2 separate regions of the Homo sapiens genome follow, and region 1 is linked to region 2. The links are chromatin loops, found by intact Hi-C in ENCODE. Cell type or tissue: dorsolateral prefrontal cortex. All regions are shown on one strand. Each heading gives the region's core, and the rest is flanking DNA. Links, peaks and the distances in the headings are about the cores only. Region 1 overlaps PRPSAP2 (phosphoribosyl pyrophosphate synthetase associated protein 2). Region 2 holds the start of PRPSAP2 (phosphoribosyl pyrophosphate synthetase associated protein 2).

Region 1 (16,660 bases), core at 4,686-12,685, 50 kb before region 2:
CCAACCTGGGCAACATGGCAAAACTCCATCTCTACATAAAATACAAAAATTAGCCAGACATGGTGGCACATGCCTGCAGTCCCAGCTATTTGGGAGGCTGAGGTGGGAGGATCGATTGAGCCCAGGAGGTCAAGGCTGCTGTGAGCTGTGATCACACCACTGCACTCCAGCCTGAGCAAGAGAGTAAAACACTGTCTCAAAAAAAAAAAAAAAAAGGTCGGGTGCAGTGGTTCATGTCTGTAACCCCAGCACTTTGGGAGGCTGAGGCAGGCGGACCACTTGAGTTCAGGAGTTTTGAGACCAACCTGGCCAACATGGTGGAATGCCATCTCTATTAAAAATACAAAAATGAGCCAGGTGTGGTGGTGTGCACCTGTAGTGCTAGCTACTCAGGAGGCCGAGGCATGAGAATTGCTTGAACCCGGGAGCTGGAGGTTGCAGTGAGCCGAGATTGCACCACTGCATTCCAGCCTGGGTGACAGAGTGAGACTCCATCTCAAAAAAAAAAAAAGGGCAGTGAAATAGAATCTTTGGCAAAAGAGGGTGCATGGCTGCTCTTGACTGCTTATACTAAAATCCAAGAAGATGAATTAAAGATGAGATTTATCATCAAAGGGGAGGTAGAACTTAAATATTTGGAAAATTATCAGCCTGGCCATCTTGTAAAGAATGTAAAAGCAAGGCTGGATGCAATGGCTCAGGCCTATAAGCCCAAGAGTTTGGGAGGCCAAGGAGGGAGGATTGCTTGAGCCCAAGAGTTTGTGACCAACCTAGGCAACAAAGCAAGACCCCGTCTCTACCAAAAAAAAAAAAAAAATTAGCCAGGCCTGGTGCACACATCTATAGTCCCAGCTACTTGGGAGGCTGAGGTAGGAGAATGGCTTGGGCCCGGGAGGTGGAGGCTGCAGTGAGATCTGATCGCACCACTGTACTCCAGCCTGGAAGACAGATCAAGACTCTGTCTCAAAAAAAAAAAAAAAAAAAAAAAAAAGCAAAAACATGTTCAGGACAGAACTCCAAGTGTGTAGCCAAGCAAACTTTTCTTTTTTCTTTTTTTTTTTGAGATGGTGTCTCACTCTGTTGCCATGCTGGAGTACGGTGGCACAGTCTTGGATCTCAGCTCACTGCAACCTCCAACTCCCTGGTTCAAGTGATTCTCCTGCCTTAGCCTCCCGAGTAGTTGGGATTTAAGGCACGCACCACCATGCCCAGCTAATTTTTGTATTTTTTGTAGAGACGGGGTTTCATCATGTTGGCCAGGCTGGTCTTGATCTCCTGACCTCGTGATCCACCTGCCTCGGCCTCCCAAAGTGCTGGGATTATAGGTGTGAGCCGCCGCGCCCAGCCACCAAGCAAACATTTGATAAGGAGATTAGTATGGATAGAAAGAAGCCAGACGGCCAGGAGTGGTGGCTCACACCTGTAAGCACTTTGGGAGGTTAAGGCGGGTGGATCACTTGAGCTCAGGAGTTCAAGACCAGCCTGGGCAACATGGTAAAACTTTGTCTCTACAAAAAATACAAAAATTAGCCAGGTGCGGTGGCAAGTGCTTGTAGTTCCATCTACTCATGAGGCTGAAGTGGGAGGACTGCTTGGGCCCAGGAGGTGAGACTGCAATGAGCCATGATCGCACAACTGCACTCCAGCCTGGGTGACAGAGTGAGACCTTGTCTCAAAAAAAAAAAAAAAAAAAAAAAAAGAACCAGACGCTATTCATCAAGACAGTGACTCAATGACCCCAAAGGCATTTCTGAGATCTTTGTGACTGCCCATCTCATCATAAGCCTAGAATGCCAGGGTCTTGGGGGCAGAACGATTTCAAGGCTCCACTTCCCACATTCCAGAATACTCCTTACCCACTCCAGCTATAGCTCAAGCAGGTCCAACTATAGCTCGGGCCACCCCTCTGGAAGGCACAGGCAACAAACCACAGTGGTGTCCGTGCAGGGCCATCTCCACAGTGCACAGAGTGAATGAGCTGTGGGGGCACATCTACCTCTACCCAGACTTCAAAGGATGCCCCAAAGAGTGCCAGGGCCCAAGCAGAGAACTGTCACAAGGGCAGGGCCACCAGAGAGACCCCACTAGGGCAATGCCCAGTGGAGTTGTGGGGCAAGACCACCCCAAGACCCAAGACTGGTAGAACCACTAGAGTGCAACTCCAGCCTGAGAGATGCAGGCATGAGAATCCAGTGACTGAGAGCTGCTGCATGGGCTGCTCCCAGCAAAGCTGTGGGAGTGGGGCCATCCAGAGCTTTGCAAGACCAACCCCTGCCCCAGTTTTTGTGGAAGGCGGGGCTTTGAGTCAACTTAAGCCTTAAGATTTAATGTTGTTTGTCTGGTTGGGTTTTAGACTTGGTCAGGACCTGTCACTCCTTTCTTTCTTCCTACTTCTCCCTTTTGGTCTCGAACTCCTGGCCTCAAGCAACCCTCCCACCTTGGCTACCCAAAACGCTGGGACTACAAGCGTGAACCACCACACTGGGCCTCACTTCTCCTTTTTGGAATGGGAATGTCTATCCAATGTCTGTCCCACCATTGCATTTTGGAAGCATACAACCTGTTTGATTTCACAGGCTCACAGCCGGAGAGAAACGTGCGTCAGAGTGAATCCCAGAGCTGGAGTCTTACCCATATTTGATTTAGATGATATTTAGATGGGACTTTGGACTTCAGACTTTTGAGGTGATGCTGAAATTAAGTTAAGACTTACCCGGAGTTAACATTTTGGGGGCTATTAGGATAGAATGAATGTATTTTGCACGTAAGATGAACATGAATTTTGAGGGGCCGGGGCAAAATGCTATGGTCTGAATTTTTGTGTCCTTCCAAATTCATGCTGGAACCCACTGTGGTGGTATTAAGAGGTAGGGCTTTTAGGTGACTAGTTTGTTAGGACTCTGCTCTACGAAGGGGGTCAGTGCCCTTGTCAGAGAGGCTTGAGGGAGTCTTCCACCTTTCTCCACCACATGAGGATGCAGCAAGAAGGTACCATCTACGAGGAACAGGCCCTCGACAGACACCAAATCTGCTGGCGCCTTTATCTTTTTTTTTTTCTGAGAAGGAGTTTCACTCTTGTTGCCCAGGCTGGAGTGCAATGGCGCGATCTCGGCTCACCACAACCTCTGTCTCCCGGGTTCAAGCGATTCTCCTGCCTCAGCCTCCCAAGGAGCTGGGATTACAGGCATACGCCACCACACTTGGCTAATTTTGTATTTTTAGTAGAGAGGGGGTTTCTCCATGTGGATCAGGCTGGTCTCGAACTCCTGACCTCAGGTGATTCACCCGCCTCGGCCTCCCAAAGTGTTGGGATTACAGGCGTGAGCCACCGTGCCCGGCCCATCACGGGGTCAGTGCTGGCGCCTTTATCTTGACCTTCACAGCCTCTAGAACTGTGAGCAATAAATTTGTTGTTTATATTACCCAGTCTAAGGTATTTCATCACAGCAGCCTGAACTAAGACAAATAGGTATACAATCTTATATTCTGCCTTGTTCATATATATTCCATATATTTTTCTCGTTTCCAGATAGTCTTGATTATTTCAAAGGGCTGCATAATTAGCTGTACTGACACAGTATAATTTACCAAGCCCTACACTCTGGTAAACCATTTAAACCTTTCTAATATTTTGCATTAAAAACAACATCACAGTCAATAACTTTGTATATAAAAAGCTTTTTGCTTATGTTAAACTACACTCTAGTATATACTGCTGAATGAATGAATGGACTTCCCTGAAGCATTGCAACTGTCTCAATAGTCCAAACATTTTCACAGGTCTTGCAAAGAAGGACAGACTGCTTCTAAACGGCCTTACAATTTACAAGGTAATCAGAAATGCATTCGCTACTATCTGGCCAAGAAAGGTGTTAATGAGTTTTTGCCAACTAAAAAAAAACGAAGAATGAGGAAAAAAACCACACAGACAACAGTGTAGTCAGCCTTAAAATCAGAGGAAAGTGGGAAAGAGGCAGCAGCACACTTACTGGGGATCTCCAGGCTGGGGTGGATGGCAGCCACACTTCTGACCATGGGTGGGGAATGCCGTCCATCCACCAAGTCCGACTCGGCATCCTGCGCCTCTCCATGAATCACTGCAATTCCCAGGCGCAGGCGCTCAGCAAAAGACTGTGCCCTGAGGGAAAACACCAGACACAAGCTCAAAACTCATGCAGCCCTTGGTTCTGCTAATGCCTAGGGGACAAAACATTAAGAGAACATAAGTAGAATGTTGTCTCCCAAAGGACTAAAGAAAAGAGAGAATAAAACAGCCTTAGACTCTTAGAAACCAGGACTAACTGTAGAGACCCCACATGCCAAACACTTCCCTCTGCAGCAGCACCAAAGAAGGGCAGCAGCCTGGCCTGGTCTGCAAGCCACTGGCCGGGAGAGCCTGACTGAGTGAAGGAACCTCCGCTCAGCTCTGTCTCACCTAAAGCTGCTAATTCTACCTGCCTGCCTACCTACCAGTGAGAACCAACTACATGGGGCAAAGGGCATAAAATGCTCACCAAAGTATTAAGCACAAATTTCTTAATAGTTTTAGGGAGGTAAAACTGAGATATGAGAAACTGTGCATATCTAAAGTATATAATTTCATGAGCTCTGAAGGCTGTATGTGCCCATATAAGCATTAGCACAATCAAGATAAGGAACGTCATCACCACAAGCATCTCCTTATGCCCCTTAGTGATTTTTCACTAAGTGTTGCCCCAGGCAACAGCTGATCTGCTTTCTGTCACTATAGTTTCACCTATCTAGAATTTCACGTAAGTGAAATCATAAAGTTGCCTTTTTTTGTCTGATTTTTTTTTGAGATGGAGTCTTGCTCTGTCGCCCAGACTGAAGTGTGGTGGCAGGATTTCTCAGTTCACTGCAACCTCTGCCTCCCGGGTTCAAGCGATTCTCCTGCCTCAGCCTCTCAAATAGCCAGAACTACAGTCATGCACCACCACATCTGGCTAACTTTTTTGTATTTTTAGTACAGATGGGGTTTTACCATGTTAGCCAGACTGGTCTCGAACTCCTGACCTGAAATGATCCACCCACCTCGACCTCCCAAAGTGCTGGGATTACAGGTGTGAGCCACTTGCGCCTGGCCATTTTGTCTTATTTTACGCAGCACATGTTTTGGAGATTCATCCATGGAATAACATATCAATAGTTCATTCCCTTTCATTGCTGAGTAATATTCTGCTGGGTGAATATATCACAGTGTATCCATTTATGTATTGCTGAGCTTTCCGGTTGTTTCTAGTTTTTGGCTGTCACAAAGCTGCTGTGAACATTCATACACAGATCTCTGTATGGGCACATGCTTTCTTTCCTTCTTTCTTTCTTTTTCTTTTGAGACAGAGTCTCACTCTGTTGCTCAGGCTGGAGTGCAGTGGTGTGAACCTCCACCTCCCAGATTCAAGCTATTCTCCTGCCTCAACCTCCCAAGTAGCTGGGATTATAGGCACGTGCCACCACGCCTGGCTAATTTTTGTATTTTTTGTAGAGACGGGGTTTTGTCATGTTGGCCAGGCTGGTCTTCAACTCCTGACCTCAGATGATCTGCCCACCGTGGCCTCCCAAAGTGCTGGAATTACGTGTCCAGCCACATGCTTTCTTATCTCCTGATAAATTCCTAAGAGTGGAATGGCTGGATCATATAGTAGGTGTATATTTAACTCTTTATAAAAAGGCCACATAGGCCGGGCGCAGTGGCTCACGCCTGTAATCCCAGCACTTTGGGAGGCCAAGGTGGGCGGATCATGAGGTCAGGAGATCAAGACCATCCTGGCTAACACGGTGAAACCCCGTCTCTACTAAAAAAATACAAAAAAATTAGCCGGACTGGGTGGCAGGCACCTGTAATCCCAGCTACTCAGGAGGCTGAGGCAGGAGAATGGCGTGAACCTGGAAGGCGGAGCTCGCAGTGAGTGGAGATAGTGCCAATGCACTCCAGCCTGGGCGACAGAGCGAGACTCCATCTCAAAAAAAAAAAAAAAAAAAGGCCACACTGTTTTCCAAAGTGGTTATACCATATTACAGTCCCATGAGCAGAACATGAGAGATCCAGTTCCTCCACATCTTCACCAACACTTGGTACGGTAGGTAATTTGTGTCTTGTTTTCTCCTAACCAGTCTGGATAAAGGTTTATCAATTGCATTGATTTTCTCAAAGAATCAGCTTTTTAGCTTTTTTCTGGTTTTTGTTTTCTATTTCATTGATTTATGCTTTAATCTTTTTTTTTGAATGTTGAATTCAGTTCTTTATATAACATCCCTTGTAAAAACAAAACAGAATAAAAACAAACCGAAAAGGAGGGGCAGGGTAAAATTTGAAAAGGAAAGGAAAGGGAGGAAAAGGAAATAAAATAAGATGATTTATTGCTTCTCCTCAGCATCCTCCTTGGTTTCCTCCTCCACCAAAAGAGCTTCTAGCTTTTCCGCCACTTTTTTTGGCATGATCGTTTTTGCCCGATCCTTTCTTTTCTCTCCGATCTCTTTCTTGCATTCTTCAAACTTTGTTTTGAATTTCTGTGCATTCTCAATATTCAGGAAGTGGATGGCCAGCAGCTCTGGCTTGGGGCACTCGTTGGCGAAGTCGGCGTGGGTGTTCCAGACCCAGGCATGGTCACTACCCATGTTGGGCTTCAGCTCCATTATCAGCGTGAAGAGTGGTTAGCACAGATCTTCAGGGTCTTGTCCCTCCGCATGAGGAGGCAGATGGTCCCTTTCTCCTTGTGTTTCAGGAGCTTGACGTTGCCGGTGCCTCACTCCTTCCATTCTGGGAGATCCTTCTCTGAGGCAAATCAGAACAGTTTCGTCTGCATTTTTAAAAGTTCTTCATCTTCCTCCAGTGTTTTAATTTCTTGCTCAGGAAGAGAAACTATTGGCTCAAACTGAGGGTCATGGTTGGACTCATCTGCATTCTCAGTGGAAGTATCATGGTCCTCATGAGTGTCCTTGGCGTGCTGCGAAAGCGGCAGCTCGGCTGAGTGGGTCGTCACTGGCTTCAAGGCCTCCCGTCGCTGGCTCCGTGGCCTCTTGCAGGAGCTTCTTCCCACCGCATCTGGCTTTTTTTTGTTGTTGAGATGGAGTCTTGCTCTGTCGCCCAGGCTGGAGTGCAGTGGCGTGATCTTGGCTAGTGCGGTCACATGATCTCGGCTCACTGCAGCCTCCACCTCTGGATCAAGTGATTCTCCTGTCTCAGCCTCCCGAGTAGCTGGGATTACAGGGTGTGCCACCACGCTCGGCTAATTTTGTATTTTTTGTAGAGATGGGGTTTCATCATCATATTGGCCAGGCTGGTCTTGAACTCCTGACCTTAGGTAATCTGCCGGCCTTGGCATCCCAAAGTGTTGGGAATACAGGCATGAGCCACCGCGCCTGGCCTGTGTCTTCATTTTCATTTGGTTCTAAATACTTTTTAATTTCACTTTTGACTTCTTCTTTGACCTATGGGTTATCTAAAAGTATGTTATTTAGTTACTAAATATTCAGGACATTTCCAAAGATACTTCTGTTATTAGAATTATTCTTAATTCCACTGTGGTCAGAGAATATATTTTGTATGGCTTGCATAATTATCAATTTGGGGCTTATTTTATGGCTCACAAGAATATGATCTATCTTTGTGTTTATACTAAAAAAGAACTACATTCTGCTCTCTCTGGATGGTGTGCTATGACTGTCAGTCAGATCCAGCAGGCTGAAGGGGTTGTTCAAGTCTCCCGCATCCTTAATGATTTTCAGTCTCCTTATTCTATCAATTACTAAGAGAAGAATAATGGAATCACTATCATTATGGATATATCTATTTCTCCTTGCAGTTATCAGTGTTTGCTTCATATACTTTGAAACACTGTCATTTAGTTTATAAATGTTTAGAACTGTTTTGTCCTCTTGAAGAACTGACCCCTTTATCATTAGGAAAAGACCTTCTTCAACCATGGCAAAATTATTTGCCTTGATTTGTCTGATATTAATACAGCCACTCCTGATTCCTGGGGGCCATGCTGAGTCTTACTCTTTTTTCCATCCTCAGCACCTAATGCATGGTAAATGTTCAAGTGTTTAAGAATCCAACAAGTTCTCGCAGTCTTGGCTTACCAGCACCAAAAATTCAAAACAAGTTCTTAACTAACTGCTTACAAGAATTACTAAAAACAAACAAAAAATTAAGGATTATACTGAATCCCACTAGTACTATCTATACTAGATACAGCCAAGGCATTTACATGACATATGAAGAGCAGGGCACTAGAAAGTACTAAATACTATTAGTATGTAGACTCTTATGAGCTGTTAGAAATTTCACATCAACCTGGTTTCCTATATGCACTACACAACAAAGGAAAGCTTTGCTACAGTGTTAGCAATTATTTCAAGAAATTTAAATTTGGCTGGGCACGGCAGCTCACGCCTGTAATCCCAGCACTTTGGGAGGCTAAGGCGGGCAGATCACTTGGGACAAGGAGTTCAAGACCAGCCTGGCCAACATGGTGAAACTCCATCTCTACTGAAAAACGAACAAACAAACAAACAAACACACAAAAAACTCATGCTTAAATCATCCTATTTTCAATATACTTTTTAAAGCTGGGTGATGGCTCACACCTGTAATCCCAGCACTTTGAGACGAAGGCAGGAGAATGGCTTGAGCCCAGGGGTTTGAGACCAGCCTGGGCAACACAGGGAGACCTCGTCTCTACAAAAATAAAAAAAAATTAGCTGGCCCAGGCACAGTGACTCACGCCTGTAATCCCAGCACTTTGGGAGGCTGAGGCGGGTGGATCGCAAGGTCAAGAGATCGAAACTATCCTGGCCAACATGGTGAAACCCTGTCTCTACTAAAAATACAAAAATTAGCTGGGCGTGGTAGCACGCGCCTGTAGTCCCAGCTACTTGGGAGGCTGAGGTGGGAGAATCACTTGAGCCCAGAAGGTCAAGGCTGCACTGAGCTATAATTGCACCACTGCACTCCTGCCTGGGCAACAGAGAAAGACCCTGTCTCAAATAAACAAACAAACAAACAAACAAACAATCTCAGACACACGTAAGTAAACATTTATTGGTCTGGTCCTATCTATGAGGAATGTAATTTATATTTCCAAGGAAAAGATGATAAACCTTCACAGGAGCAAGACTGTTCAGGTCAAAAACAGTGAAGTCAGTAAAATATATTTATCTATGTGTGTGTAAGACAGAATATTTGTCCTAAGGGAAAAGAGGGAGCATCATAAACACAGAATATTTTAATAACATTTGATAAATATCCCAAGATGTAAGATTTAGTATTCATATAACTTTGAATTCATCCTTACAAAAAAAATCAAAATAGTTTTTAAAAAATTATCAAGAGAGTGGCCAGGAGCAGTGGCTCACGCCTGTAATCCCAGCACTTTGGGAGGCCGAGGCGGGCAGATCACCTGAGGCTGGGAGTTTGGGGCCAGCCTGACCAACATGGAGAAACCCTGTCTTTACTAAAAACACAAACAAATTAGCCGGGTGTGGTGGCACATGCCTGTAATCCCCAGCTACTTGGGAGGCTGAGGTGGGAGAATCACTTGAACCCGGGAGGCGGAGATTGCGGTGAGCCGAGATCGCACCATTGCACTCTAGCCTGGGCAACAAGAGCGAAACTCCGTCTCAAAAAAAAAAAAAATTCTCAAGAGAAAAAAATTTCAGACAGAACAATGGGGCAGAGTCTTCAAAAGAGTTGGCATCACATAGATTATTAGTTCCTCCTTGAAATTCAAGATTGGCTTTGCAAACAAAATTGGCCAAATGACTGACCTGTTAGTTATCCTCTAAGGAAGTCTTTTCCATCTGGGATCTGTGGAGGTTTGCCAATTCCTAGAATAATATTTCAATTATACCAACCTCTACAAAGCACAATGCTCTTAAGATAAATAAAATCATGGCCGGGTGCGGTGGCTCACACTTGTAATCCCAGCACTTTGGGAGGCCAAGGCAGGTGGATCACCTGAGGTCAGGAGTTTGAGACCAGCCTGGCCAACGTGGTGAAACCCCGTCTCTACTAAAAATACAAAAAAATTACCCAGGCATGGTGGCAGGCACCTGTAATCTCAGCTAATCGGGAGGCTAAGGCAGGAGAATTGCTAAAATCCGGGAGGCGAAGGTTGCAGTGAGCCGAGATCGTGCCATTGCATGCCAGCCCAGGCGACAACAGCAAGACTCTGTCTCAAAAAAATAAATAAGTAAAATAATAAATAAATAAAATTATTACCTGCACAGCAATGGGAGTTTCTGGATACTCCATATAACTTAATCAGATACTTTGCATTCCCATCTAATTCCAAAATCAATCAGGATGGTTTCTCTGTGTCATTTTGTTTCATGCACTGACAGAGAGGAATTCTAAAGCAACTTGATCCTGATTGTACGATAATGAGTTAATTTACATCATGGGTGAGAAAGAACAAGACACAGGGCCTCAGCTATCCTTTTGTTTCCTATTCACTCAGTTATTCAGAGAAAACAATTTCAAACAACTCATTCAAGCAAGTTCTGTTCCTTACAAAAGCAACACTTTCTCTGATGATCCCTTTTAGTCAAAACAACTGCTCATTGTCAAACAACTCCAAAACAATAGCTCTGGACTTCGACCTATTCATCAATAACTTCAGGATTCTAAAGGCACTAACCACTAAACACAGTGGCTCACGCCTGTTATCCCAACAGTGGCTCACGTCTGTTATCCCAACACTTTGGGAGGCCGAGGCAGGCAGATCACTTGAGGTCAGGAGTTCGAGAAGAGCCTTACCAGCATGGTGAAACCCCATGTCTACCAAAAATACAAAAATTAGCTGGGCATGGTGGCGCACGTCTGTAATCCCAGCTACTTAGGAGGCTGAGGCAAGAGAATCGCTTGAATCCAGGAGGTGGAGGTTGTAGTGAGCCGAGATCACACCACTGCACTCCAGACTGGGCGACAGAGGGAGACCCTGTCTCAAAAAATAAATAAATAAAGGCACTAACCACCACCATTCTACATAATGGTATTTAATTTATAAAGTCCTTCAGTAAGTTCTTTGATGCTTATTAACTCTGTAAGATAAGCCAAGCAGGTGTTATCCCCAGGAAACTGAGGCTTGGAGAGACAGCCTTGACCAAGGTTCTCACAAAGACTGGCTAAGGCACAAGTGGAAGCCCAAGTCTTGGACTGCTAATTTAATACCTTCCTGACTGATAAAAGTCAGCCCCAGTCTGACTTCTACATTGATTACAGCTATTTTCTAAGGTTGGCTGCCAAATGAAAAACTTGGAGGAGGGAACTAGAAATAATAGGATCAGAATTTGCATGTGGCTGAGCCAGAAAGTGCCATCTCCTGCTCGAAGTCTGGGTGAATGTGTTTATCAGGACATTAGAACACAAGAAAATCACCACCACATAGCTACGGGATATAAGACAACCAGAACTGACTTTACTGTGTTGATGCCATGTCGACAGAGCTCTTGCTCACAATACCTTTTTATTTTACTTTGTTTTTTTGAGACAGGGTCTGGCTGTCACCCAGGCTGGAGTGCAGTGGTGTGATCTCACCTCACTGCAACCTCCACCTACTGGGCTGAAGTGATCCTCCCACCTCAGCCTCCTGAGTAGCTGGGACTAGAGGCACACGCCACCACACCCGGCTAATTTTTGTATTTTTGGTAGAGATGGGGTTTCAACATGTTGCCCAGGCTGTTCTTGAACTCCTGGACTCAAATGATCTTCCAACCTCAGCCTCCCAAAGTGCTGGGATTACAGGTGTGAGCCATCGAGCCTAGCCCACTCACAATACCTTAAACTCACAGACCAAACTCCTAAGCCTTGACTGTGTTATTTTACTACCTGTTCCATATAAAACTGAACCTTTTGTAGCACTCATCTCCATACTAAAACACACGTTCATTCATTCATTTATTTATTTGATGGAGTTTTGCTCTTGTTGCCTAGGCTGGAGTGCAATGGCACGATCTGGGCTCACCGCAACCTCCGCCTCCCGGGTTCAAGCAATTCTCCTGACCTCAGGAGATCCACCCATCTCGGCCTCCCAAAGTGCTGGGATTACAGGGGTGAGCCAATGCGCCCAGCCTCTAAAACATTCATTTAATGTAGTATGATCTATGTGGATTCAATTACTGAAACTGGGAGAAAAAGAGACTGGGTCTTTCGTTCCAATCTACCCAACTGACCTACCAGTCAAAGAGCACATGAGGGCAGTCTGCAAGTGCCATGGGAACACAGCCCTGCCTGCACTGGTCACCACCACATCCACGATGGCTGGCACAGCAGCACTCAAATATGTACTCGGTAAAGACTGAGTGGAGGGGGGCAAGTCAATTTCTTTTTTTTTTTTTTTTTTTTTTTTGAGATGGAGTTTTGCTCTTGTCACCCAGGCTGGAGTACAATGGCGCAATCCTGACTAACTGCAACCTCTGCCTCCCAGGTTCAAGCAATTCTCCTGCCTCAGCCTCCCAAGTAGCTGGGATTACAGGCGTGCGCCACCATGCCCCGCTAATTTTGTATTTTTAGTAGAGACAGGGCTTCACTAAGTTGGTCAGGGTGGTCTCAAACTCCTGACCTCAAGTGATCCACCCCCCTCGGCCTCCCAAAGTGCTGGGATTACAGGTGTGACACCGCACCTGGCCCAATTTCAATCATATTTGGCCAACACTCAAGTCCCCTAATCACTGGTATAGAAAACATTCTTGGAAGTAAATAGTTGCCCCACTACCTTCAAGGAAACAACATTTGGTGGAACTACCTTGGTTCCTTCATCTCTGTGGGTCTGTTTCCTCATCTATGAGAGATTATAACTGCTGACTTCCAAAGTTGCAAAGATCAAATAACATAACATAGATAAAAAACATCTGACGCTACACATGCATTCCTACAGGGCATCTTCCTAGGCCTCATCAGCCCCAGCAAAATAGGTTCTCAATAAACATTTGAACAGATGAATGACAAACATCACTGACAAAAGCCAAAGAAACTGAGCAAAAGGCTACTACATCCATCCCTCTGTGAACAGGTGGGTGACAGAAGTAAACTGAGGACTCTAGAGGTTACTAAAAGTCCACCCAGATGGGAAAGTCAACAGAAAATTCATCATGTTCTTCTGGTATTTAGTGGGAAAGAAAAAAAAATGTATCAAGGCCAGATGCAGTGGCTCATGCCTGTAATCCCGGAACTTTAGGAGGCCAAGGCAGGAGGATTACTTGTACCCTAGAGTTAGAGACCAGACCTGGCAACATAGGGAGATCCCGTTGCTACAAAAATAAGGAAAAAACCAGCTGGGCATGGTGGCACATGCCTGCAGTCCCAGCTACTCAGGAGACTAAGGCAGGAGGATCTCTTGAGCCCAGGAGATGGAGGCTACAGTGAGCCGTGGTTGTACCACTGCACTCCAGCCTGGATGACAGAGCAAGAACCTGTCTCAAGGAAAAAAAAGTATCAAAACATTGTCACTTCTGCTTCCACTAGGAAGGATTATTAATACTCCTTCTGCCACCCACAACTAAAACCCCTGGATGTTACATACAAACAAAAATGAGAAGACTCTGGCCAGGCGCAGTGGCTCATGCCTGTAATCCTAGCACTCTGGGAGGCTGAGGCAGGCAGATCACGAGGTCAGGAGATAGAGACCATCCTTGCTAACATGGTGAAACTGTCTCCACTAAAAATACAAAAATTAGCCAGGCATAGTGGCAGACGCCTGTAGTCCCAGCTACTCGGGAGGCTGAGGCAGGAGAATGGCATGAACCCGGGAGGCGGAGTTTGCAGTGAGCCAAGATCGTGCCACTGCACTCCAGCCTGGGTGACAGAGCGAGATTCCGTCTCAAAAAAAAATGAGAAGACACTAAAAGGTAGAGAGAAGGCAGACTAGCAAGGGACCTCAGGACCTGAGCAACGTCACGGTGGTGGCTTCCTTGGGCATTCCTTTTGCCTTATTATCCCAGATTTGTAGCTGGAGAAGAAGCGACCCAAAAATGCCAGTGGGCAAAGACAAGAAAAGCTCCAACAAAGGTCGGCTCTCCCTAGTCAAAGGACTAAGAAAAGGGCAACCTAGTGAGTGAGAAAATATTTAGACAATAACTGCCTTACTCTAGCCACACAGGCAGGAAAGCCACAGCCCACGTTTCCGCCACATTTCCGCCGCATGAGTAAAGGTTGAGGGGTGAGCCTGTACTTCCTGGCTTGTCAGGCTATAATGAGGCACCCCAAACCCAATGGGGTGGTTTCACAGAAGGCCAAACAGGGAGCTGGGACTTTCACCCTCACTCAGCAGTAAGGAGCAACTGCCAGAGTCAGTGGAGAGTGAAATCTGGACTTCTACCCCCAACTCAGCAGTAAAGAGGTGCCCCTCCCCTCTCCATTGCAGTGGTATCAGAGGCAGCCTGGTGGAGTCAGGAATTCCACCACCACCCAATGAGAATGATGCTACTTTTCCTTGGCGTCAGCGGAGGACATGGAGGGAGCATTTCCACCCATGAGTAACAAGGACCACCTTAGGTGGTCCACACAAGGCCTGGTGGTGAATCTCGACTTCTACCCTTACCTAGCAGAAACGAGCCCCAACACCACCACTTTCCCTGCCAGAGTCCTGAGAAGCCAGCAAAATCAGAAGGCCTAAATGAGACCCAGAGTCTCACACACAATATCTAAAAGTCCAGATTCCAATCAGAAGCCACTCGCCACACTAAAGGCCAGTGAAATCTCAATATGAATGAAAAAAGACAATTAACAGATGCCAACACCAAGATGACAGACATGCTGAAACTGTATAACAAAGATTTTAGAGCAGCCATCAGAAAAGTGCTACAAGCAGCAATTATGAGCATGTGTGAAATAAAAAACAAGAAGTCTAAACAAAGAAAGTATTGACAAAAAAATAGAAGGTATAAAAAAAGACCCAAGGCCAGGCGTAGTGTCTCATGACTGTAATTCCAGTACTTTGGGAGGCCGAGGCAGGCAGATCACTTGAGGCCAGGAGTTTGAAACCAGCCTGGCCAACATGGCAAAACCCCGTCTCTACTAAAAATACAAAATTAGCAGCCAGGCACGGTGGCTCACGCCTGTAATCCCAGCAGTCTGGGAGGCTGAGGCGGGCAGATCACGAGGTCAGAAGTTCAAGACCAGCCTGACCAACATGGTGAAACCCCATCTCTACTAAAAATACAAAAATTAGCCGGGCGTGGTGGCAGATGCCTGTAATCCCAGCTCCTCAGGAGGCTGAGGCATAAGGATCACTTGAACCCAGGGAGCGGAGGTTGCAGTGAGCTGTGATAACACCACTGTACTCCAGCCTGGGCAACAGAGCGAGACTCAGTCTCAAAAAAAGAGAACCAAAAACTTATTTTAGAACTTAAAAAATACAATAACCAAATTAAAAAGCTCAGTTGGGCTGGGGGTGGTGGCTCACACCTGTAATCCCAGCACTTTAGAGAAGCTGAGGTGGGCAGATCACTTGAGCTCAGGAGTTCAAGACCAGCCTGGGCAATATGGTAAAATCCCCGTCTCTACCAAAAATACCAAAAATAAATTCGCAAGACACGGTGGCATGCACCTGTAGTCCCAGCTTCTTGGGAGGCGGATGTGGGAGGATTGCTTGAGCCTAGGAGGCAGAGGTTGCAGTGAGCTGTGATCATACCACTACACTCCAGCCTGGGCAACAGAGGTGAGACCCTGTCTCAAAAAAAAAAAAAAAAAAAAAAAAAACTCAGTTGGATATACTCAACAGCAGAATGGAAGTTACAGTGAAAATAATAATGGAGGTCAAGGAAAGAATCAGTGAACTGGAAGACAGACAACAGAAATTAGCCAATTTGGACAACAGAGAGAACAATGGCTGTGGCAGGGCATGGTGGCATGTGCTTGTAGTTTCAGCTACTCTGGAGGCTAAGATGGGAGAATCACTTGAGCCCAGGGGTTCAAGACCAGCCTGAGTAACATAGTGAGACCCACTAAAAAATAAAAATATAAAAGACTAGAAAATAAAAATAAACAGAATCCCATGGACCTGTAACAAAAGATCAGCTGGGCACGGTGGCTCACACCTGTAATCCCAGCACTTTGGGAGGCCAAGGTGGGTGGATCACCTGAGGTCGGAAGTTCAAGACCAGCCTGACCAACATGGAGAAACCCCGTCTCTACTAAATATACAAAAGTAGCTGGGCGTGGTGGTGCATGCCTGTAATCCCAGCTACTTGGGAGGCTGAGGCAGGAGAATCGCTTGAACCCAAGAGGCAGAGGTTGCAACGGTGAGCCAAGATCACGCCATTGCACTCCAGCCTGGGCAACAAGAATGAAACTCCATCTCAAACAAACAAACAAACAAACAAACAAACAAACACCTGACATTTATGTCATAAGAGTCCCAGAAAAAGAGGAGAAAGACGGTAGGACTAAAAAAGTACTCAAAAAGACAATGGCTGAAAGCTTCCCAAATTGGTCAGAGACATAAACCCACAGCTTCAAGAAGTCCAGCAAACACCAAACAGGATAAACCCAAAGCAATCTCAAGATATATCATAATTAAACTTTTGAAAACTAAAGACAAAGAAATAATCTTGAAAAATAATTCATGATAACCAACTTCTCATCAGAAACCACAGTGACCAAAAGAAAGTGACACAAAAACTTTTCAGGTGCTGAGAG
Region 2 (12,364 bases), core at 1-8,000:
CATGATATTCTCTGCTGTATACCCTGTGCAGCTGCCACACGGTAGAGGCTAAACAAATGATTGCTGAATAATGCCTGACTTCAATGAGTCACAATGATTAACAAATGAAATTGAAAGATGAACTAAAAGGCATCATAAAGTATAAAAACCGGCCAGGCGCAGTGCCTCAGGCCTGTAATCCCAGCACTTTGGGAGGCCAAGGTGGACGGATCACCTGAGGTCAGGAGTTCGAGACCAGCCTGGTCAACAAGGCGAAACCCCTACTAAAAAATACAAAAATGAGCCAGGTGTGGTGGCATGCACCTGTAACCCCAGCTACTTGCGCAGCTGAGGCAGGAGAATCGCTTGAACTTGGGAGGCAGAGGTTGCAGTGAGCTGAGATCGCGCCACTACACTCCAACCTGGGCAACAGAGCAAGACTCTGTGTCAAAAAATTAAAAAGTATAAAAATTTATGTTTATTGGATGGGCATGGTGGCTCACGCTTGTAATCCCAGCACTTTGGGAGGCCAAGGCAGGCAGATCACAAGGTCAGGAGTTTGAGACCAACCTGACAAACGTGGTGACACCCTGTCTCTACTAAAAATACAAAAAATTAGCCGGGCGTGGTGGCGCATGCCTGTAATCCCAGCTACTCAGGAGGCTGAGGCAGGAGAATCGCTTGAACCCGGGAGGCAGAGGTTGCAGTGAGCTGAGATCGCGCCACTGCTCTCCAGCCCGGGAGACAGAGCAAGACTCTGCAAAAAAAATAAAAATAAAAAAACTTATTATGTATGTTTATTAGTGATGTGCCTCACTCCAAGGAAATCTGTTTTTAATATCAATATTGATGAGAATTTGAAGGGCAAATTCTAAACCGAATTACTCTTCCACTCCTGTATGATCCCAGGCTCTGCTTATCTCTCCAACACAATGTTAACTCATGCCTAACATCTGAGTGTTCACAATGCTTATGACAACCCAGTGAAGCAAGCACTAGAATGAGACCCATTTTAGACAGGGAAGCTAGGTTTCCAGATGAAGAAACTTACTCAAGGCTGCAAAGCCTCTAAGCAGCAAAAATAGCTCGGTCTCAGCATGATTTGTAGTAGTTAGTCCTATGCAACAGTGGGCTGCACAGCCTGTCTCTCAACCCACACAGAAAACGACTTGGCACCCCGCTGAATTCTGCATACAGAGAGCAAAATAGGACAAATACCCAGATTTTGAAAAATGTCTATTGTAAACATGCCTTGTTTGGAAAACAATTTATATAATAGTGCCAAAGAAAGAAAACAGAAGTTTGATTCGGTATTTCCACTTCGGGTAATTATCCCAAGGAAATAAGGAAAAAGCTATATGCTCAGTGATGGTGGTCAACATAAGACTTTTCAAAGAACAAGTACACCAGACCTGTGTAAAGGTTCCATAATAAAGTAATTAAGTAAAACACAGAATAGAAATTCAATAAATATTCAACACGACGCAAAAGTATCTATGAATGACTTTAAGTGGAACGAGCTCAAATCACAACTGAGTAATAATGGTACACACGAGGGCAGCAGGAAAGGAATATGGACAAAAAGGATATGCTTTAGTGGGGTTCAATAATGTGGGTGAATTATTTCTATTTGTGCAATTAAATTTTTTAAACACTAGAGATCACACCTCAAGCCCCAAAGCCCCATTCCGCATTTTCATACTCCTTTCAAAAGCTAAACACCCAAACGGAGCCAACATTAACATAAGAGAAAAATTATTATCATCAAGCAGAATACTTAAAAATTTCATCACGGTTCCCCCTCAATCTCTGCTGGGGTGAGTTCTGAGTTGGATAAAATCATCCTTTAGGAGGTGAGAGATATATTCGTAACTAGCAAAGCCAGGTAAATTAAAATCAGGGGCTCCGTGTCAGCTTAGGGACGGAGAATGGCTGGGTCTGGGCTTGCTTTCAGGGCTGCTCACCACAGGTCCCATCATCAGGGTTCGACTCCCCAGCGGCGCCTCAGGGAGAGGAGAGAGCCCAGGCACCGGACGCCCGTCCCCCGCCCCCGCCGACCCCTGGCGGGAGAGGAAGAAGGGAGGGAAAAATGGAAGGGCCGCGGGCGCGAGATCGCCCCAGTGAGCCCCCAAGCAGCCACCACCCAGGGACCCCGACCCGTCCGCCTGCCGGCGCCGCGGGCTCCCCGCCCCTTGCACCTGCGCCCCGCAATGCCGGAGCCAGCCAGCCCTCGCTGCCGCTCGCCACTGGCTCCCGCCCGCCTACCTGGCCCCGACCCCAGCCCCGGCCCCGCCGCAGCCTCAGCTGCAGAAGGAAGAAAGCGCCGGGTCTCCTGGCGGCCTCTCTAGGAGCAAAATGGCGACTCCATGCACAAGATTGGCGTCCGCGGTGACTGCGAGGCCGGTGGGCGGGGAGGGGCGAGGGCGGGACTAGAGCCCGGACAGCGGAGGCACCTAGCTGGGGGCTGTGGGCGTGGCCCACCAGTGGGTAAGGCGCGGGGCAGTGGGTGTAGCCACAGGGGTGGAGTCGGGCTGGCACGATGGGCGGGGCGGTGGGCGGGGATGCGCCTGTTTTGGTCCCTGGGGAGCTGCTAGCCCCACACCAACTGTGACAGCCCAGGCAGGTTACAAGGAATGAATGTGGACAGAGTATGACATTTGGAATTACAAATACCTGGGTTCAAGCCTCCACTGGCCTGTAACCTTGGACAAGTCATTTCAACCCTCTGAGCTTGTTTCCTCATCTGAAAAACAAAGATAGCAGCACCCATTCCATAAGACTGTTGTGAGGATTAAATGAGACAATACGGCCAGACGCGGTGGTTCACGCCTGTAATTCCAGCACTTTGCGAGGCTGAGGCGGGCGGATCACGAGGTCAGGAGTTCGAGACCAGCCTGACCAACATGGTGAAACCCCCATCTCTACTAAAAATACAAAAAAAAAAAATTAGCCAGGCGTGGTGGTGCGCGCCTGTAATCCCAGCTACTCAGGAGGCTGAGGCAGGAGAATCGCTTGAACCCGGGAGGCAGAGGTTGCAGTGAGCCGAGATCGCGCCACTGCTCTCCAGCCTGGGTGACAGAGCAAGAGTCCATCTCAAAAACAAAACAAAACAAAACAAAACTGTGCTAAAAGCACAGTTCTGGGTGTATAATAAATGATCAGTTTTTTGTTCGTTTGTTAGTTTTTTGTTTTGAGACGGAGTTTCGCTCTGTTGTCCAGGCTAGAGTGCATCGGCGCGATCTCAGCTCACTGCAAACTTCGTCTCCCGGGTTCAAGCGATTCTCCTGTCTCAGCCTCCCGAGTAGCTGGGATTACAGGTGTGCGCCACCACGCCCGACTAATTTTTTGTATTTTTAGTAGAGACAGGGTTTCACCATGTTGGCCAGGCTGTTCTCAAACTCCTGACCTCAAGTGATCCGCCCGCCTCCGCCTCCTAAAGTCCTGGGGTTACAGGCGTGAGCCATCGCGCCCAGCCATTATCAGTTATTATCGTTATTTGCCTTGTCGCCTTTTTTTCTTTTATTATAAAGGAATTAGTACTTTTGGTATCCATTGCCTAAGTTCTTTATAACTTAGGTAATGTTTACTCTTTATTGTATGTATAACATAATAATAGCAAACACATGGTCCTCTTTTAAGTGCTTTACATATATTAACGGTAACTTATTTAATCCTCACAAGAGCATAAGGTAGGTGTTGTTATCCTCTCCATTTTAATAGTTGTGGGAACTGAGACGACGACGTTAAATAACTTTTCCAATGACAAAGCAGTGGACAGAATTTCGACCCAGGAGGCTTTGCACCAGTCTTCACTTACCTAATCCCTATACCACATCTTCTCTCCAATTCTGCTTTGGATTTTTCACAATAATGAGGCATGAAATATTCATCAGAGGTTGCAGAGCTAGCTAGAGTCTTTATGGTTCAACGTCTTATTTTAGAAACGAAGAATACAAGCATCTCAACTAACGAATTGTAAATTAGGTGAGACTTCGTGAAATGGAGTCGTTTGAAACATTTCCTTTGCCTGACAACTTTACAGGGACATACCTCTTTGTAAAGAGCAAGACCCATGAGCCCAGTGATTATCTGCATACCAAAATTGATTCCTCTTCAGCGGTACCTCGGCTGGGCTCACGTCCCTTCTGCGCTGGCATCTAACTCCGGTCACAACCCCCACCTCTCTGCTGTGGCTGGCGTAGATTCCACGCGTCACATGTTGGCATGTGACTGGATCTGGCCAGTCAGAGAAGTTCATCCCTCTCCGCTCGCTGATTCGCTCCAAAGATAGGCTACTGAGCCAATCGGAGCCCACGAAACACCGTCTCCATCCCTGCGCCGGGACTGGAGAGGCTTACTCTCTCCTGCTGATGCTGCAGCTGCTGGGATGCCAGGAGGGGAACCGCCTGAGGAAAGTGCTGAGAGAAAAGAGAGGGAGGGATACAGACCGGGCCCAGATGAGTTTGCGCTGAATCTGAAGTCGGTAGGTCCCTGGACATTTCTATTATGGAAGCCAAGAAGAACCTCCCCTCCACCCTCTGAAGCCAGTGTGGATCGGGTTTCTGGCACTTGCAGTGTCTGCACGGTCTCCTCTCCTTCCTTCTCCATTGCCCTTTCTCACCCGCCTGGGCCCGCCACCCTGAACTACCGGGACACATGCTGTTCCTGCCTCCAGGCGTGCACTTCTTCCTGCAGCCTCCTCCCCTACTAACTCCTTCTTGAACTTGATAGCTCCATTGTCACTTTCGAGTCTTCCCTAAACCACTCCCTTCCCAAATAAAACTGTTTCATGTATTTTTCTTTCATTGGGCTTATCACGATTTCTAATTAAGTGTTTGGGTGGTTATTTGACAAATATCACCACCTCAGCCCCTGTACACTGTAAGCCCCATGAGGGTGGGCTCTTCGTCCCTCCTGCTGATCACTGTTTCCCAGGGCCTGGCACAAGTATGGTACTCAAGAAATGTCTGGAAAATTGAGTGCCTTATCCTTTCTGGAAAGAAAATGGGCAGTAGCGCAGCATTATATAGTGTTTGCACCATACAAGAATAATATTACTGGAAAAAAAAAAACTTTTCTAAGAGACAGAGTCTTGCTCTGTTGCCCAGGCTGGAGTGCAGTGGTGCAATCATAGCTCACTGCCGCCTCGAACTGGGCTCAAGTGATCCTCCCGCCTCGACCTCCAAAACGCTGGGATTGCAGTCATGAGCCACCACACCTGGCCTTGAATTTTTTAAAAAATCCACTCTCATTAACCAGAATGAGCTAGCTCCAGTGTATCACCGCGTCCAGGGTTCTGCAGTGGGGTGGCTTGCTCCTCAATAGTTTCCCGCACTGCAGGCACTTAGTTTGTAGTTTCATTTGTTCTGTTATAGCAATACCACTCTTCCATCCGCCATCCATTCTCCAAGGACTATTGAAATCCCTTGTAGGCTGATGTCAAAACTCTCATTCTCTTTATCCTTGGGGTTTAGGCCATAGGAGTGTGCCATGGTAGGTGTTCAGCCAAGCTGACCCACCAGGTGACTGCAGCCCCAGCCACCACCTGACTGCAACTTTATGAAAGACCCTAAGCAAGAGCCACCTAGCTAAGACCAATCAAACCACAAAAAATTGAGAGCTAAGAAATTTTTTATTAAAGCCCAAGTCTGGGCATATTTTGTTATACAATGGGTAATGAGCAAGAAAGGAGCAAAAGCATAATGTAAAGCTTGTGGTCAGTTCCACACGAATGCAGTTTTTGGTTAGTCCATTGCTAAACTTGATAATCCCTTGCCCACTTGGATGTTTGCAGTCAGAGTCTTTGCATGTAATAGAAGTGCTCAGCTTGCTGCAACACGTCATTGGCCATATTCAAGGGCTAAACTGCTGTATATCGACTATAAATCAAGATACTCAAGTCTAAGACATTTCCCTTCAACATTTTTTAAAGGAAGGAAAGGAATCTTTGCTATAGTTTGATAGAAATTTTTGAGCAGTATGGTGTAACAAAAAACACAGGATTCTCCTTCAAATGGTTGTGCAAATGAAAAAACAGGGACTTAGGTGTCCATCACTAGGATGGAGCCTGCTTCCTGCCTCCTGTCCTCATTGTGGAAATGACCCTGGACAGATCCACCTCTCTAAGTTTCTGTTTCCTCAGTGGAAAAATGAGCACTAATATTAGCAGCCATATGATGGTTGGGGGTGAGGAGTTACTTTTAGATGGAGTCCATGAGTATGAGGCACCGAGGAAGCTTTTGCAGCTGCCTCTCTGCTCTCGCCTGTCTGGCTATCAGGGAAGAAAAACAAGGCACCCCTTTTTCCCCAGTGGAAGAGGATGGCAGCTTGCCTGGCTGTAGGAGGCAGCGGAGGCCAAAGCCAGGTCACCAGCCAAGGAGGCCTTGGAAGTTCCTATAGAGTCCTTTCCTGCATCCTCCAGCTTTTTTCCTTTTTCTTTTCTTTTTTCTTTTTTTGAGATGGAGCCTTGCTCTGTTGTCCAGACTGGAGTACAGTGGCGCAATCTTGACTCACTGCAACCTCCACCCTCCCGGGTTCAAGCTATTCTCCTGCCTCAGCCTCCCAAGTAGCTAGGACTACAGGTGCATGCCACCACACCCGGCTAATTTTTGTAATTTTACTAGAGATGGAGTTTTGCCATGTTGGCCAGGCTGGTCTCGAACTCCTGACCTCAAGTGATCCACCCATCTCGGCCTCCCAGAGTGCTGGGAATACAGGCATGAGCCACTGTGCCCGTCCTCTTTTCTCCTTTTTCTATTTTCCCCCAAAATGAAAGGAACTTCATTGTCTTTTTTTTTTTTCCCGAGGCTGAGTCTCACTCTGTCATCCAGGCTTGAGTGCCGTGGCGCGATCTTGGATCACTGCAACCTCTGCCTCCTGGGTTCAAGCGGTTCTCCTGCCTCAGCTCCCCAGCAGCTGGGACTAAGAACTTCATTGTCTTTTGTAAGCATAATAATATTTACACATTGTAAGAAAAATTCAAATGAGAAAGAAGAAAAAATTAAAAAGATATTTGCCATTATCCCATGTGGAGAGGTAGCCACTCTTGGAATTTTCCAATATGCCTTTTCCCTGTAACAATTTATTGCAGGCATGATTCCATGTTGATGAATTCAGGTCGACATCATCATGATATGAGCTGTGAATGAAAGACTGTAGTCTTGGGAACCAGCGCCTAGATCCAAATTCCTTCTCTCCTCACCAGCTGTGTGACCTCAACAAGTTTCTTAACCTCTCTATACCTGTTTCCTCATCTACAAAATAGGAATAATAACAGCATCTATGTCATAGGGGAATCTTGATGACCACTTGAGTTATCTGGCACACAGTTGACTACCACTTTCTATTAACCGCAGCGATTATGAGCTATTGTGATATGGATGAACCATTATTTTCTCTTAACTAATCCCTCATTCTGGGCACTTTTTACTATTAATACATAACCTGTCTTTCTACCTTTGCCCAAGTATTTCCTCACGTTAAATTTCTAGAGGTAAGCTTGTTTGGTCAAAGGATATGCCCTTTTAAAATTTTGTTCCCTGAAATTTTGTACCAATTTACAGTCTCACCAGGAAGGTGGAAGAGCATCCATGTCTCTTCATCTTCACCAACACCAGGCACCATCCATTATTTTTAGCTTGTCCAAGTGAATAGTCAATGTTTTCTGGGCTTTTAAAATTACTTGTCCACGGGCCAGGTGTGGTGGCTCACACCTGTAATCCCAGCACTTTGGGAGGCCGAGGCAGGCAGATCACCTGGGGTCAGGAGTTCAAGACCAGCCTGGCTGACATGGGGAAACCCCATCTCTACTAAAAATACAAGAAAATTAGCCAGGCGTTGTGGCAGGCACCTGTAATCCCAGCTACTGAGGAGGCTGAGGCAGGAGAATCGCTTGAACCCAAGAGGCAGAGGTTGCAGTGAGCCAAGATCACACCATTGCACTCCAGCCTGGGCGACAAAAGTGAAACTCTTTCAGAGATTCAAAATAAATAAATAAATTAAAAATAAAATAAAATTACTTGTCCAAATCAGGCTGCCTGTAGCTACCCTGGCTGCCTTGCTAGCTGACTTTTACCTCCATTCATTTACTCAACAAATATCAATAAAGTACTTAACTCATGCCAGGCCCAGTGCTGAGGGTTGGGGCTACAGCTGGGAATGGCAAAGCACCCACCTCATACAGTGACCATAGTAGATGATCCACTGCATGCTAAGAGTTTAACAAAGTCCTGCTTTAGTATCCAATAAGCTATACTAGGTAGGTTAAATATTTATAATATATATGCTCTCTGGATATATAAGGAGTTTTGGGCCGGGCACGGTGGCTCATGCCTGTAATCCCAGCAGTTTGGGAGGCCGAGGAGGGTGGATCACCTCAGGTCAGGAGTTCGAGACCAGCCTGACCAACATGGAGAAACCTCGTCTCTACTAAAAATACAGAATTAGCCGGTCGTGGTGGCACATGCCTGTAATCCCAGCTACTCAGGAGGCTGAGGCAGGAGAATTGCTTGAACCCGGGAGGCGGAGGTTGTGGTGAGCCAAGATCACGCCATTGCACTCCAGCCTGGGCAACAAGAGTGAAACTTGGTCTGAAAAAGAAAAAAAAAAAAACAGAAGGAGTTTTGTAGACCCGGCACAGTGGCTTACGCCTATAATCCTAGCATTTTGGGAGGCTGAGGCAGGCAGATCACCTGAGGTCAGGAGTTCAAGACCACCCTGGCCAACATGGTGAAACCCTGTTTCTACTAAAAATACAAAAATTAGGCGGGCGTGGTGGTGCATGCCTATAATCTCAGCTACCCAGGAGGCCGAGGCAGGAGAATCACTGGAACCAGGGAGGCAGAGGCTGCAGTGAGCTAAGCTGAGATCCTGCCACTCCAGCCTGGGCAACAGAGCGAGACTCCGTCTAAAAATATATATATATATTAGCATTAGCATTACCATTTTAGCTGTACAACCTTAGAAGTCATTTCTCTCTGTTAGTTTCCTCATCTGTAAATGGGCTAATGCCACCTACTTCATGTCACTATTGAGGTGGATGGAGTAGAATAACATATTTATGGTAATGTCAATAAACCAAAGCCACAGCAAGGTTGGCACGGCCCACACACAGGCCCCCGTGGCAGCCTCCTCCTCCTGGTGGCAGCACCTAGCCAAGATCTGGGCTTTGAGCCCTTTGCCCACACCCTACTCTCAACAGCTTTCTCCTGGGCACTACTGGTGACACTGTGCTGGCTCACAGCAGCACCCCACCCACCAGGACTTTTTTTTCATTTCCATAATTGGAAAGTGCAGAATCAGGGACTGATGATCCCCCGGTAAATTACCCCCCAACTCAACTTTATCGGGTCTCTCCCTGCCAAAGACAGGCATCGCCAAGGCCTCTAGCCCGAATCATAACAAACACTCTCCAAACCTTGTATCTCTGGCTCAGCCTCTCTAAATCCCTCCCTTAAGCTGGAGGGAGGAGCACCCTAAGCCAAACTTCGGGCCCACTGATCTCCTCCCCTACCTACACTGCCCTGCCCCAGCTGGAGAGCCCCTATGCCACTGTCCTGCAAGCAGTTTTTCCTTCCCCCTTCACTGGAAGCACCTCCTAGGGAGGCCTAAGGACTGGGGCCTGGTGGTGCTGAGGCCTGCCTTGGTGGCTTTGCTTCCTGGGGCCTCCAGGGGGTAAGGCTGGTGTACCTCCTTCTGAAGCATTCAAATCTTGCATTTGCTTGAAATCTTAGTAAATGGAAGGCTTTCCCCATTCACATTCTATCATAAGTATTTGTATTAGTCAGGACTTTTGCAATAAAACTCAGCTTGAACCAGCTAAATGTAAAGGGAAAGGGGCTAACTGAGGAGGGGTGAGGCTGACTTCCACAGCTAAAAAGCCCAGGGGACAGCTTCGTATGGCTAGATCCAGTGCTCCACTATCTCCAGGGTTTTGTCTTTCTTTGGTGATTTTATTCTCAGGCAAGCTCTGCCCAGTAATGCCAACAGGGCCACCAGCACTTGGAGGCCCCTATGGCACTTCATTCTGTGAACTCAGTAAGAAAGAGGCCCTACCCCACCAGCGTCCTTTGCAATGTCCAGTGAAGGACTCTGATGTCATATGTACACACAGGTATCTCACACATACATGAAGACATCACTCACACTCAAATGTTCCCCATGTGGATGACACATACATTCACAAATCACACACACTCATACATCACACACACATCCAGCTGTCTCTCACACAGGTGTGACTCAATATTCACACATGGCTGGGCATGGTGGCTCATGCCTGTAATCCCAGCACTTTGGGAGGCTGAGTCAGGCAGATCTCTTGAGCTCACGAGTTCAAGACTAGCCTGGGCAACGTGGTGAAACCCCATCTCTACAAAAAATACAAAAAATTAGTCAGGCGTGGTGGCACACGCCTGTAGTTCCAGCTACTCATCTGCCCCTGATTCTGCACTTTCCAATTATGGAAATGAAAAACAAGTCCTGGCGGGTGGAGTGCTGCTGTGACTCAGCAAGTATCACCAGTAGTGCCCAGGAGGATGGCTCGGGAGGATGGCTTGAGCCTGAGAAGTGGAGCTTGCAGTGAGCTGAGATTGCACCACTGCACTCCAGCCTGGGCGGCAGAGCCAGACCTTGTCTCAAAAAAAATAAAAAAATAAATAAAAAATAAATAAATAAATAAATAAAAATCTCTCCCCCTTAGATGTTACAGACCTGCAAACGGCCACCCTCAGAGGCCTAACTCACCCAGATTTAGTTGATATGCCACTTTTTTAAGGAACACACCTACCTCTTACCTAACACATCGCTTCTTTTTTTGTTTTGTTTTGTTTTTTGAGACAGAGTCTCGCTCTGTCACCCAGGCTGGAGTGTAGTGGCGTAATCTTAGCTCACCGGAACCTCTACCTCCCGGGTTCAAGCTATTTCTCCTACCTCAGCCTCCCGAATAGCGGAGATTACAGGCATGCGCCACCACGCCCAGCTAATTTTATATTTTTAGTAGAGACAGAGTTTCTCCATGTTGGTCAGGCTGCTCTTGAACTCCCGACCTCAGATGATCCGCCCACTTCGGCCTCTCAAAATGCTGGGATTACAGGCATGAGCCACCACGCCCAGCATCACATTGCTTCTTACCTAGATGTAATTCTGTGACATATCACTCTAAGTCTGTGTGTAACAGATTGAAGCCCTCTCATTCTCCCAAAATAGTGTAGAGCCTTTGAAAGGATTAAATACATTCATTTTTTTTTAACTGCCTATATCGAAAGACACAGATTGGGAGAAAATATTCACACTACATATATCTGAAGACAAAGGACCTATATCCGATGACAAAGGACATATATCCAGATGATATAAGTAACTCATTTTTAATTTTTTTTTTTTTTTGAGACGGAGTCTTACTCTGTCGCCCAGGCTGGAGTACAGTGGTGTGATCATAGCTCACTGCAGCCCCAGCCTCCTGGATTCCAGTGATCCTGCTGCCTCAGCTTCCCAAGTAGTTAGGACTACAGACATGTGCCCCTGCACCTGGCTTAAAGTTTATTTTTTAAAATCTGCCGGCCTGAAGGACAGGTCTTCTGCCCTGCTTGCAGTCCCTGTGGACTGTCTGTCTTGACTTCCCTCCCACTCCCTCTGGGCACCTGCCCTCAGTGCAGCTGCCCTCCAGCCCCTCCGCTACCTCTGCAGCTCTGCCTGTGCTGTTGTTCCCTTCTTTGCTTGCGGAAATCCTGTCTCCACTGAGGCCCTGCTCTGGGAAGCTTCCACCTCCCACAGGCTTTCCCGGTGTGTGATTTCACTCCTTTGCTGGCATTTAGAGGTAGAAGCTGAGAGGCCTGGGGAAACTAACTCAAACAGTTGGTGACAGCTGAGGAGAGTCTGGAAGGTGAGGGACTCAGAGCTGGGGACATGGATGGACAATGCTGTAACCGCCCTCGCAGCCCACCATCCAGGAGGAAGCCGAGGAGACAGGCCTGGGCCCAAGCTCCAGGGCTCAGAACAGTTAGATCAGATTCCTGTTGATTCTGCCTTTGAATCTAAGAGGGTGGCCCAGATCATATATCAGGAGATGGCTGCATATAACAGAAAACAAAATAACAATTACTTACAGGCCGGGTGCAGTGGCTCACACCTGTAATCCCAGCACTTTGGGAGGCTGAGGCAGGTGGATCACCTGAGTTCAGGAGTTCGAGACCAGCCTGGCCTCGAACATGGTGAAACCTCGTCTCTACCAAAAATACAAAAAATTAGCTAGGTGTGGTCGTGGGCACCTGTAATCCCAGCTACTCGGGAGGCTGAGGCAGGAGAATTGCTTGAAGCCGGGAGGCGGAGGTTGCAGTGAGCTGAAATCGTACCACTGCACTCCAGCCTGGGCAACAAGAGCGAAACT

Evidence for each region. Peaks named below come from ENCODE experiments on the same cell type or tissue, not always from the same donor. Only the 100,000 strongest peaks of a DNase experiment are listed, where the experiment ranks them.
Region 1: it touches region 2 in a loop (3-fold over the local background); 13 of 110 quality-filtered maps call a loop at or near these places.

What each region holds. Positions count from the first base shown.
Region 1 is chr17:18,898,581-18,915,240 of GRCh38, reverse strand. It overlaps PRPSAP2 (phosphoribosyl pyrophosphate synthetase associated protein 2), which reads right to left. Exons shown (of 12, transcript NM_002767.4): 9 at 3,990-4,138. It also overlaps the pseudogene LOC100419620. Among named protein-coding and RNA genes, the nearest start is that of SLC5A10, 45 kb to the left of the region's middle. RefSeq lists an enhancer at 14,509-14,558. In dorsolateral prefrontal cortex, for the core only: no CTCF peak of the experiment used is centred there; no DNase peak of the experiment used is centred there; H3K27ac peaks cover 1,917 bases.
Region 2 is chr17:18,848,142-18,860,505 of GRCh38, reverse strand. PRPSAP2 (phosphoribosyl pyrophosphate synthetase associated protein 2) reads right to left here and starts at 2,375. Exons shown (of 12, transcript NM_002767.4): 1 at 2,245-2,375. RefSeq lists a silencer at 1,918-2,277 and enhancers at 2,024-2,596, 4,376-4,435, 4,456-4,505, 4,024-4,524, 10,300-10,359. In dorsolateral prefrontal cortex, for the core only: CTCF peaks have their summits at 4,080 and 4,279; DNase peaks (open chromatin) are centred at 1,137, 2,015, 2,485, 4,245 and 1 weaker place; H3K4me3 peaks cover 5,075 bases; H3K27ac peaks cover 4,740 bases.